2 separate regions of the Homo sapiens genome follow, and region 1 is linked to region 2. A link is an interaction called in ENCODE POLR2A ChIA-PET data of the cell type or tissue named here. Cell type or tissue: MCF 10A. All regions are shown on one strand. Each heading gives the region's core, and the rest is flanking DNA. Links, peaks and the distances in the headings are about the cores only.

What was found. Peaks named below come from ENCODE experiments on the same cell type or tissue, not always from the same donor. Only the 100,000 strongest peaks of a DNase experiment are listed, where the experiment ranks them.
Region 1: POLR2A ChIA-PET joins it to region 2 with 7 read pairs; 2 of 35 experiments call an interaction of 5 or more read pairs at or near these places.

The regions. Positions count from the first base shown.
Region 1 is chr6:1,996,609-2,002,047 of GRCh38, reverse strand. The region is part of intron 4 of GMDS (GDP-mannose 4,6-dehydratase); the gene reads left to right. Among named protein-coding and RNA genes, the nearest start is that of GMDS, 250 kb to the left of the region's middle. RefSeq lists a silencer at 2,206-2,406. In MCF 10A, for the core only: no CTCF peak of the experiment used is centred there; no DNase peak of the experiment used is centred there.
Region 2 is chr6:1,726,895-1,732,333 of GRCh38, reverse strand. The region is part of intron 8 of GMDS (GDP-mannose 4,6-dehydratase); the gene reads left to right. Among named protein-coding and RNA genes, the nearest start is that of FOXC1, 120 kb to the right of the region's middle. RefSeq lists an enhancer at 2,195-2,696. In MCF 10A, for the core only: no CTCF peak of the experiment used is centred there; a DNase peak (open chromatin) is centred at 2,753.

The DNA.
Region 1 (5,439 bases), core at 854-4,853, 270 kb before region 2:
CTTCTACTTGGAAACCATCTGAGAGTATAATTCAGCCAGCAAATTGATGAAGCAAAATAAAATTGGAATAGTAAAGCCACAGTAAAAGGAATTGGTGGCAAATAGTGAATGTATTTAAATATAAAACTGAGACTGCTACATTTAGGTCTTAGATCCATTTGAGTTAAGTTTTATATATGCTATGAAGTAAGGGCAAACTTCATTCTTTTACATGTAGCTCTCCAGTTGTCCGTGCACCATTTGTTGAAAAGACTACTCTTTCCCACTGAATGGTCCTAGCAACTCTTGTCGAAATCAGTCGATCCTAGACACATGGGTTTTTTTCTGGACTCATGTTTCTAGTCCATTGATTTGTGCATCTATTCTTATGCCAGTACAGCACTTTCTTTATTACTGTTGCTTGTATTATAAGTTTGGAATTTAGGAAGTGTGAGTCCTCCAACTTTGTTCTTTTTCTGGTTATTCTGGATCCTTTGCTATTTCATATGGTTTTTAAAATCAGTGCATCAGTTTCAAAAACCTAATGTAAGAGCTAAAAGCATAAAACTCTTAAAAGAAAAAAATTAGAAACCTTTGTGTTTCAAAAGATACCATGAAGAAAGAGAATGGCAACCCACAGAATGAGAGAAACTATTTGCAAATCATGTATCTGATAAGGGATAGAGATTTAGAATATCTAAAAACTCTTACAACTCAGTAATAAAAAGACAACCCAATTAAAAAGTGGGCAAAGGAACTGAGTAAACATTTCTCCAAAAAAGATTTACAAATGACCAATAAGCATGTGAAAAGATGCTTGACATCATTAGTCATTAGGGAAATGCAAATCAAAACCATAATGAAATACCAGTCCATATCTATTATGATGAGTGGAATCAAAAGTCAGATCATAACAGGTGTTGGTGAAGAAATTAGAGAATTGGAAATCTCGTACACTACTGATGAAAATGTAAATTAGTGTAGCCACTTCTGCAAACAGTCTGTAGTTCTTCACATTGTTAACCGTAGAACTACCACTTGATGATCTAGCAATTCTACTCTACCCAAGAGAAATGAAAGCATAGGTCCACACAAAAACTTAAACAAGAATGTTTATAGCAGTGCTACTCATAGCAGCTAAAATATAGAAACAATCCGAATGTCCATCGGCTGGTTAATGGATAAACAAATGTATTATACATTGGGTATACAAAGGAATAGTATTTCTTAGAAAGGAATGAAGGCTGGGCATGGTGGTGTATGCCTATAGTTCCAGTTACTTGGGAGGCTAAGGTGGGAGAACCACTTGAGCCCATGAGTTCCAGGCTGCAGTAAGCTATGATTGTGCCACTGCACTTCAACCTGAGCAAAAGAGCGAGACCCTGTCTCTCAAAGAACCACTAAAACAAAAAAAGAGACTTCATACACAAGTGAGATTGACAGTTTCTTTTTAAGGTAATAAAGTAGTGATACATGCTCCAATATAGATGAACCTTAAAAATATTATGCTAATCGAAAGAGGTAGCTTACAAAAGACCACATTTACATGAAATGTCCAAAATAGGTAATAGAGACATAAAATAGTTGAGTGGGTTTTAGGGATTGGGGAGGGTTGAAGGGACAGGGGTTGGGGAGGTGACTGCTAATGAATACATAGTTTCTTTTGGAATGATTAAAATGCTCTGAAATGGACTATGGTGATAGTTGTAGAAACCAGTTAATATAGTAAATACTGTCCGGGAGTGGTGGCTCACGCCTGTAATCCCAGCATTTTGGGAGGCCAAGGCGGGTGGATCACAAGGTCAGGAGATGGAGACCATCCTGGCTAACACGGTGAAACCCCATCTCTACCAAAAATACAAAAAATTAGCCGGGCATGGTGGCGGGCGCCTGTAGTCCCAGCTACTTGGGGAGGCTGAGGCAGGAGAATGGCGTGAACCTGGGAAGTGGAGCTTGCAGTGAGCTGAGATCATGCCACTGCACTCCAGCCTGGGCGACAGAATGAGACTCCATCTCAAAAAAAAAAAAAAAAAGATATAGATATATATATATATAAAAAATATATATATATAATATATATATATAAAATATATATATAATATATATATAATATACATATTATATATTATATATAATAATATATAATATGTATATAATATATATATTATATATATCGTTATGTCTCAATAAAACTGGTATTTTTGAAAAGTAAGACCAAACAGCTGTGTGAACTATGGCAACAGATAAGAATGTCAGTGTTAACTATGTTTTTAAGAAAGGGGAGTAATATCATCTAGCAAAATTGGGAGAGGAGATTTCCTTATCTTTCACAGCATATTACCCTTGTCCTAATTCCTGTCATTCATTTTTGTTTGTTTTTAAAATTTATGTTCTCATTTTATTTTTTTTTATGTTTCTGATGTCTCTAATGGATCTAATTTTTTTAAAACTATATTCTACCTCCAGTTGAGTCCAACTATATTTTGTTGGTTGTTCCTCATTAGAATATTTGAACTTGTAAATTCCAAGACTGTAGCAAAATCTTCATGCCACTGTATCCTTGCCAAGGATCAAAGGAAATCTTGTGCAAACTTTTAAGCTAGTCTGCCATCTTCTACCTGAAATTCTAGGTTTTGTAGAAATAACTTATATTTTAAATACTAGATCAGCTTGTTTTTACATCTTTTAATATCTTTCTGAACAATTGCAGTTAATTCATTATCTGCAGTTTTTTTTTTTTTTTTTTTTGAGACAGAGTCTCGCTCTGTCACCAGGCTGTAGTACAGTGGTGCAGTCTCGGCTCACTGCAGCCTCCAACTCCCTGGTTCAAGCGATTCTCCTGCCTCAGCCTCCCAAGTAGCTGGAATTACAGGCATGCACCACCACGCCCTGCTAATTTTTGTATTTTTAGTAGAGACGGGGTTTCACCATGTTGGCCAGGCTGGTCTCGATTTCCTGACCTCATGATATGGCCGCCTTGGCCTCCCAAAGTGCTGGGATTACAGGCGTGAGCCACCGCACCTGGCCTATTATCTGCATTATTTAAAATGGTTTGGGATAATTAGAATTATTATCTTTATTACTTATTGCTTGTTGCATGTCTTATCTATTTGTACTTTTTTGGCTGAAGTATTTCCCAAGTAATATCTTGCATTGGTTGTATAATTTCTGAGTCTTTTTGTTTTAAAAAAAACAGTTTTCCTTTATTTTTATGCTTAATACAGCTGTCCCTTGGCATCCATGGGGGATTGCTTCCAGGAGCCTTCTTGGATACCAAAATCCATGGATGCCCAAGTTGCTTATGTAAAATGATGTGATATTTGCAAACAGCATATATACATCCTGCTGTATTTTTCAAATCGTCTTAGATAACTTATAATACCTAATACATTATAAATGCTATGTAAATAATTGGTACACTGTAGTTTTAAAAAGTAATACTTTTTATTCTTGTATGTTATTAAAATTTTTTTCTGAATATTTTGAATTGTGGTTGATTGAATCTGCAGCTGCTGAACCTATGGATACGAAGGGCTGACTGTTAATATTTTGTTTCCATTCTGGGGTTATAATCCTTTTCCTCAGATTTGTGTAATTATTGCTCTATACTTTTTAGCATTTAGAATTGCCTTCCCTGTCCCTTTCTTCCTCTTCTTTTCTTCCCTCCTTTTCCTTCCTTTCCTTATTTCTTACTAGGGAGCTCATAGTGACTTTCTTTTTATTATTTTATTTAGAAACTCTACCAGGAGTTTGTGCGTAGATGATCTGTCAATATTCTTATCTGGTATTTCATGGGCTGTTTATCCTCTTGGAAGTTTTTCGTTAGGTTGATGATTCTTTCTCTTTCATTCAATTGTTTTCACAGCTATGATAACTCCTGGATATGACATTTATGTTTCTCATTTGTTCTTTCATTATTTTTCCTTTACATTCTGGAAGGTCACTTTCAGATCATTTTCTAAATCAAGATTTGATCTTCCCCGATGTTTATTTGTTTGCCTAAGGTCTCCAGTGAGTAGCTTCCCTAAGTAACTGGTTTTTCATTTCCTGGAGCTCTTTCTTGGTACTCATTTGCTCTTCCTTCTTCATAGGCTTCTTGTACTGCCTCTGAGAGGCAGTATCTTTGCATTTCCCAGAAGATACAGAGGAAAGGCCGTTTCCCCTGCCTACTCAGCTTGGCTCCTATCCCATTTTTGGTCTTCTTCCAGTGTTCATTGACCCTTCATAGCCTGCTTGTTTTTATAGAGAGGTATAAACTGATCAATGTGGGTAGTTGGCAGGTGCCCCTCGATGCACTTGTGGAAGTCTCTGTTTGCTGTCTCCCAGGGGTCTCTGCTCACCAAATTGGCCAGTGGAGATGAACCTCACTAGGGTCCACAGGCCAAAAGTTGGCCTTCCCTTCCAGGTGTATTTCCTGGGAACAGACAAGAATCATGATCCCTTTAGGAAGCCACCACAGGGGTTGAGGAGGAGTTTTCTGCACACTGATGATTTCTGTCCAAAGCAGAGGTCTTAGAGATGTGATGTGAAGTCCTCACATCTTTTTTTTTTTTTTTTTTTTGAGACAGAGTCTCACTCTGTCTCCCAGGCTGGAGTGCAGTGGCGCGATCTCAGCTCACTACAGCCTCCGCCTCCCAGGTTCAAACAAATCTCCTGCCTCAGCCTCCTGAGTAGCTGGGACTACAGGCGTGTGCCACCACGCCTGGCTAATTTTTGTATTTTTAGTAGAGATGGTGTTTCACCATGTTGGCCAGGATGGTTTCCGTCTCCTGACCTCGTGATTTGCCCACCTTGGCCTCCCAAAGTGCTGTGATTACAGGCATGAGCCACCGTGCCCAGCCAGTCTTCACTTTCTCAAGAAAACCATCAATAACTGAGACCTATTCCTTCCTCAGGTCTTAAGAAGCAGTTATCAGAACCAACTTTGCTATCTGCCAGCACCTTCCCTCTTTACCCCATCCCTTCCTCTGCCTGGCTGTCAGAGCACATTGAGTAGAAGGAGGGGGCTGAGAATCATCAGCCCACTAGGAAATACCATGGCCGTTCCCTCCTCTCACCAAGCTAAGTGAGGTGGGCATCAGAAGACTTACTTGGAAAATTCGATGGTGCTTTAAAAACAAAAAAAAAGACTAGGGTCTTACTCCTTAGTTGGAAATCTGTTTAGGTAGTATGGAAAACACTGTTGGTTGTCTGTCAATTTCTGTTTTTCTCTTCTGAGTAGTGGAATTCTCAATTTTTGTCTGAGTACATGTCCTCAGACATGAAGAACTACATTTTTTAGCTCCCCTTATACCTAGGTGTGGTCATGTGACCCCCTTCTAAGAAATCACTTTTAGGTAGAAATGATGTGTGCAGCTTCCTAGAAGAATCCATAAAGTAGAAGGGAAATAATCCTCTTGATGGGAAGGTGCATGTGATGGCAGGAATTCTGCCAACCATTTTGTACCAAGAGTTGGAAGC
Region 2 (5,439 bases), core at 939-4,938:
TATTTGTTGAGACGGAGCCTCGCTCTGTCACCAGGCTGGAGTGCAGTGGTGCGATCTGGGCTCACTGCAACCTCCGCCTCCTGGGTTCAAGCGATTCTCCTGCCTCAGCCTCCCGAGTAGCTGGGACTACAGGTGCCCGCCACCACGCCTGGCTCATTTTTTGTATTTTTAGTAGAGACAGGGTTTCACCATGTTGGCCAGGATGGTCTTGAACTCCAGACCTTGTGATCCACATGCCTCGGCCTCCCAAAGTGCTGGGATTACAGGCGTGAGCCACCATGCCCGGCCTATTTTATCTTCTATGTACAATTGTCATTTGTTTACTGTAGAGCTAACAGATGCCTTCTTTCTCTGTTCTATTGATTTTCTGTGTACTTATCACTAACTTTACCCCATACTCTGCTCCAGCTGTGCAAATCACCTCTCTAGGCTCTCAAACCCCGGTTGGGCTGTCAGTCACATCTTCCTGAGGCAGTCCTAGAGCCTCTGACCTGACCCCGTGTGGACTGCCCAGAAGGTCAAACCCTGCTGTGTCACTTCATGCTCCTCTGGGGGGCTCTCTTAGCTGCTATCCTGCACTGAGCCCCTATTTCCTGACATCTTATTCAAGACTACTTGGTTTGGTAAAGCAAAATCATAATTAGTTTCCTGAGAAAGATACCTGGGAAACAAATACTTTGTGACAAAATATACCTGAAAATATCTCTAGTCCAATCTCAAAATTAATAATGTTGCTGGTATATATTTCTAGATTGGAAATAATTTTCCTTCAGAACTTTGAAGGTGTTACTCCATTGCCTATTAATTTGCAGTATCACCATGGGAAACCAAGAGCCATTCTGACTCCCAGTCCCGTCTGTCCCCTCTAGAAAGTGTTTCAGACCTTCTCTTGGTCCCAGTGGTGTGGAACTTGATGTGAGGTGGGTCTAGACCCATTCGTTATTGGAGGACACCCTTTTGGTGTGGAAATGCATGTGCCTCTCTGCTTTGATCAGTATTCTTGACTTATTTTAAGAGAGTTGTTTGCTCTGCTCCATTTTTTCTGTACTCTCTTTCTGGAAATCCTGTTATACTGACTGCCCTGAGGCACTCTAATGTTCTTATCTTCCTTCTTCTGGTTTTTCATGTCTACACCTTTTTGCTCTACTTTCTGGGAGATTAGATTTCCTCAACTGTATCTTCGAAATCATCTCTTGGATTGTGAATTTCTATGTTTTGTTTTCAACTTCTAAAATCCTGTGTTTCACATTATTTCTTTTTATGTAGTATCCTGTTCTTGTTTGTTTGATATCTTTCCTGATCTCTCTGTCTGAGGACGTCAAAGGTGGTAGATGTGGGGATTTTCTTGTTTGTTTTATTTTGTTTCTGATTCTCCTCCCCCTGCTTGTTCTACTTCCTCCACGTTGCTTTTTTTCAGTTTGTTTCTTTGGATTTCTATTTTTCATATATGTGATTTTCCTTATATATTTCCTGTCTCGTAATACTTGGTTTTCTGCTTCTTTAAAAGTGGGGGGCCTAAAAAGCTACTTGTGAGTTTTGAGAGCATAGTTAGATCTTGTGGCTATTTTATTATAAGAGGACTTGACGGGGCCTTTTAGTTGGAGAATCTCTGATGCCCAGAGGAGCCTCCCCAGTGTCCTCATTGGAAGGAAATAGGCCTGACTGTCAGCCCACAGAGAGCTGTGTGGTGGGCCTCAGTATTCATCGTGCATACAAGCACCTAATTTCCTCTGTCTTCAGCATGGTGACCCACTCTTCACTGAGCCTGTAGCCTTCAGTCCAGCCACCTTCTACCTCAGGGAGGGTGAGGCAGTGAGTGTCGGGGAGGGAATCAGGCCCCAGACTGCTGCCTATGGAGATTTGCAATCAGGTCTCACTTCCTGAGCATTTGGGAACTTCTGCAAGTGTAAATTGGGGCCATTCTCAGCTCTCCCACTGTTGGTTTAGGAGACTTTTCTAGGACTTCTGCTAAGTCCTTTAACACTCATCCATCTGCTTTCCAGCTTCCAGAATTTGGTTTCTCACATCTCTTTCCTGCCCTCTTAGCTCATGTGAGTTTATTCCTTTTTTGAAAGGGGTCTGCGGAAGGAGCAAAAGTGTGTGAAAACCACCATCTTTATCCAGAAGCTAATGCTTCCTCCAGGCCTGCCTTATGGCACTGACTAAATTTTAGCTCCTGCAGCTTCCTACTTCCATACCCTAATTAAATCGCCTTTCTTCAGAATAATCCCTGAGCGCTTTTATGATATTTGGGTCACTACGAGGAGTGTGTTGCCCCCGCCCCACTTAGCTCTAATAGTCCCCAAACTTGACTCATGGTCACTACAAGGAGTGTGTTGTTCCCCCGCCCCCACCAACTTAGGTCTAATAGCCCCAAACTTGACTCATGTGGCTGACTTTGCTTTTGTTGCTCCTTCAAAGGAATGCCGAGTTGAGTAGATTTTCATAGCGCTTTGTCTTGCCTTATTGTCCTTGATTCTGTTATTCTTCAGTGCTTTCTATTGCTATTTAATGCTTATTAGGAGCCAACAATTTATTTTAAAAATTGAATTATACAGGATCCCTGCTCGGTGAGCTGTTGATCTCAATTCGTGGGTAGTAACTCTTGTTAATTAACCGAATCCTCTCCTCTCTGTCAAGCCACCGTCACTTCATTAACAGAGCAGCCCTGCTTCAAGTCGTAACATCACTTGTTAGGACATGTTAGCTGTTACCTTTTACTTGTTAATACAAGTGTTTCATGTATTGTTGTAACTGAATGTTTTTTGGCACTTGGCCGAAACTTTTGCTTACTGCCCTCATTCAGACCTGGTGCAAATTAGAAAGTGGTTTTTGCCAACTCAATTCAGCTTTGAGCCATTTCCTGATTACATTTGCTCATTCAATGTAGCTATATTAATTGTAGAGGGCAATGCCATGCCCTTAGAGACTGTTTTGACTGTAGACAGCATTTGCAAGATGCAAGTTCAGCAGACAGCGTTCAGACAGTGGCAAGAAAGTCGTGCAGGGGAGCTGGTGCCTGTTGAGTGCCAAAGTAGCACCAGACCCAAGTCTGACTTTCAGGCTGTATTTAATAAACCCCTCAGAGAGGGAGTGTTTCTCCTTCAGCCTTTTCCCATTTCAGCTAGTGTTACAAATCCCAAATGTGAGTCTATGACCAGCAAAGCAATCAAAGAGAATCAGTAGTAGACACTAAAATTCAAGCAGTCTAGCCGTGCAGGCCACTGCTATAAACAGGAATTAAATGCTTTCCTTCAGCTGAGGGTGAGGCGATACCATTAACCTGATCGGCCGAAGCAGGAGTGGGCAACTGGAGCCTGTGGGCCAAATCCCAGCTGAGGCCCTTTTGGTTTTGTTTTTGGTTTTTTGTTTTTTGTTTTTTTTTTTTACTGTCCTGGAGGTAAGGACAGGTTTTACAGTCTTAAAGCGTGGTTTAAAAAAAGAAGAAAATAATAAGGAAGAAAAAATAAGAGGAGGAAGAAGAAACAGAAAAAGAAAGAGGAGAAAGGAAAAATATGTAACAGAGACTATATGTGATCTGTGAAGCTTTAAGTATTTACTGTCTGGCTCTTCACAGAAACAGTTTACAGACCCCACCAAAGTCTAAAGACCCCTCAGGCACGGCCTCAGTCCTCTCCTGACTCACACGCTCCCTCCTAAAACAAGAAAAGCTCTCCAAGTCTTTACCAAGGCTTTGTCGATTTAAATATGTGTGTGTGTTTGTGTGTGATTTTTTAAAAATTGAATTATAAATAGATTTGAATCACCAGTTCTCATGGTTGTGGCATTTGAGATTTACCAGTGGAAGAACAGTGGAATATTGGTGCGCACATAAGTCAGCGTGGCCAGCTACAGGCGAAAAATCAGTCAGCAGAATTGTAAATGGTATTTCTGTTAACCCTTTGACTTGGTTGGAGGTACTATCACGCAAGTATCTGCTGAACTTGTTTCTCTTTGCGAAGAACGAAATGTGAGCAAAAATAGATCAAACATGCCTGTGAAATACAAATATACTTTCATCTACTGAAAGCCTAACCAAAATTTTTTTAAAAGGTTCTACTTAAACAATTAACTTTAGAATTAGATAGTTATTTAAAAAAAATAATAATAATGACTTAACCAATTGTCCTCCCTTCCTGTGGATATTAGCTAAGATTTGGTCTTTATCCACAGGAGATGTATGAGGGTCATCATTCCTTCAGGTTATGTTTTAAAACGCTTTCAATCTCCATGCTCCAAAACATCCACTTACCGTTTCCCGGTGAATTTTCCAAAAACTTAGCTCTGATCCTACCTACCAATTCCCTTGCTTTGAAATTCTTAGACCTATATGACCTGCCAAATTGATCTAATCAACATTAAGGAAGAAATGAAAACAAATTACCAAACATCCCTTTTTGTGTTAATTAATTAATATAAAAGTCATGGGGAAATGACCAGTTGTACAGCTGTATATTATTCAACATACTGCGCTATATAATTCTCTGTGTCACAGGACAGTTTTCATACTTGCCTTGAGTCCATTGGTAAATTCAGCACACTAACAAACTGATTATTCCTCCAACGGTGAAATATTTCCCCTTTGCTACCAAGAAGTGATTTGACAGAACATTCAGGTGATTCATCAGAAATAAGGCTTATGAGGTCAGTTTATGTCTTTAATTCTCAACCTATTCCAAAATATAACTGGGATCAACATTTAATGTTCATTTTCAGTGGTGCCTGTGGCTTACATAGGCAGGTAACTAATTTTGTCTTCCCCATGATGACTCTGACCCCGAGAGCACACAGAATTGTCCTGTGTCCATAGGATTCATCTCCAGCTCATAATGCAAACCAGTTCTAAGGATAAACAGTAAAGTCAAACATGTCATACTTGTTAATTTCTTCTCTTTCTTTGCAAAAAAGTTCATATGTAAAAATAAATAACCCAAATTCTGTAATATTATAGACATCCAGACGTTACCATTAAGTGAGTGGCTTGATTTATAAAAAATGAGAACATAAAATGGATAAGTAGAATTTTAGCGAGAAGGTAATCTCGAAGCATATGAGCTCATCCTGCATAGTGTGGACTTGAGGACTCGCTCCTGGGATCCTTACTGCTGTCAACCTTGGATGTTCAGGGAAGGAAACTTGTGTGCAAACAGTATCCTAGCTAGGTCAGAGGAGGTTATAGGAAAGTAATATTGATATACCCTCACTCAGCAGGAAACAAACAATTAGTTCTGTACTTTTTGGAGGTTTAATCATCTGAGACTTACTAAGGGGGCCCACCATTGACGGGAGAGCAGGAGAACTTGTATGTGATCCAGGGATGCATTGAATGGTTAATTAGGTTACAAAACTTATTCCCAAATGGAATGTGTTGAATTAACTCTGAATATCCCTAAAACTACAAAAGAAAGAAAAAAAAAGGGAAGACAGAAGACATTAATT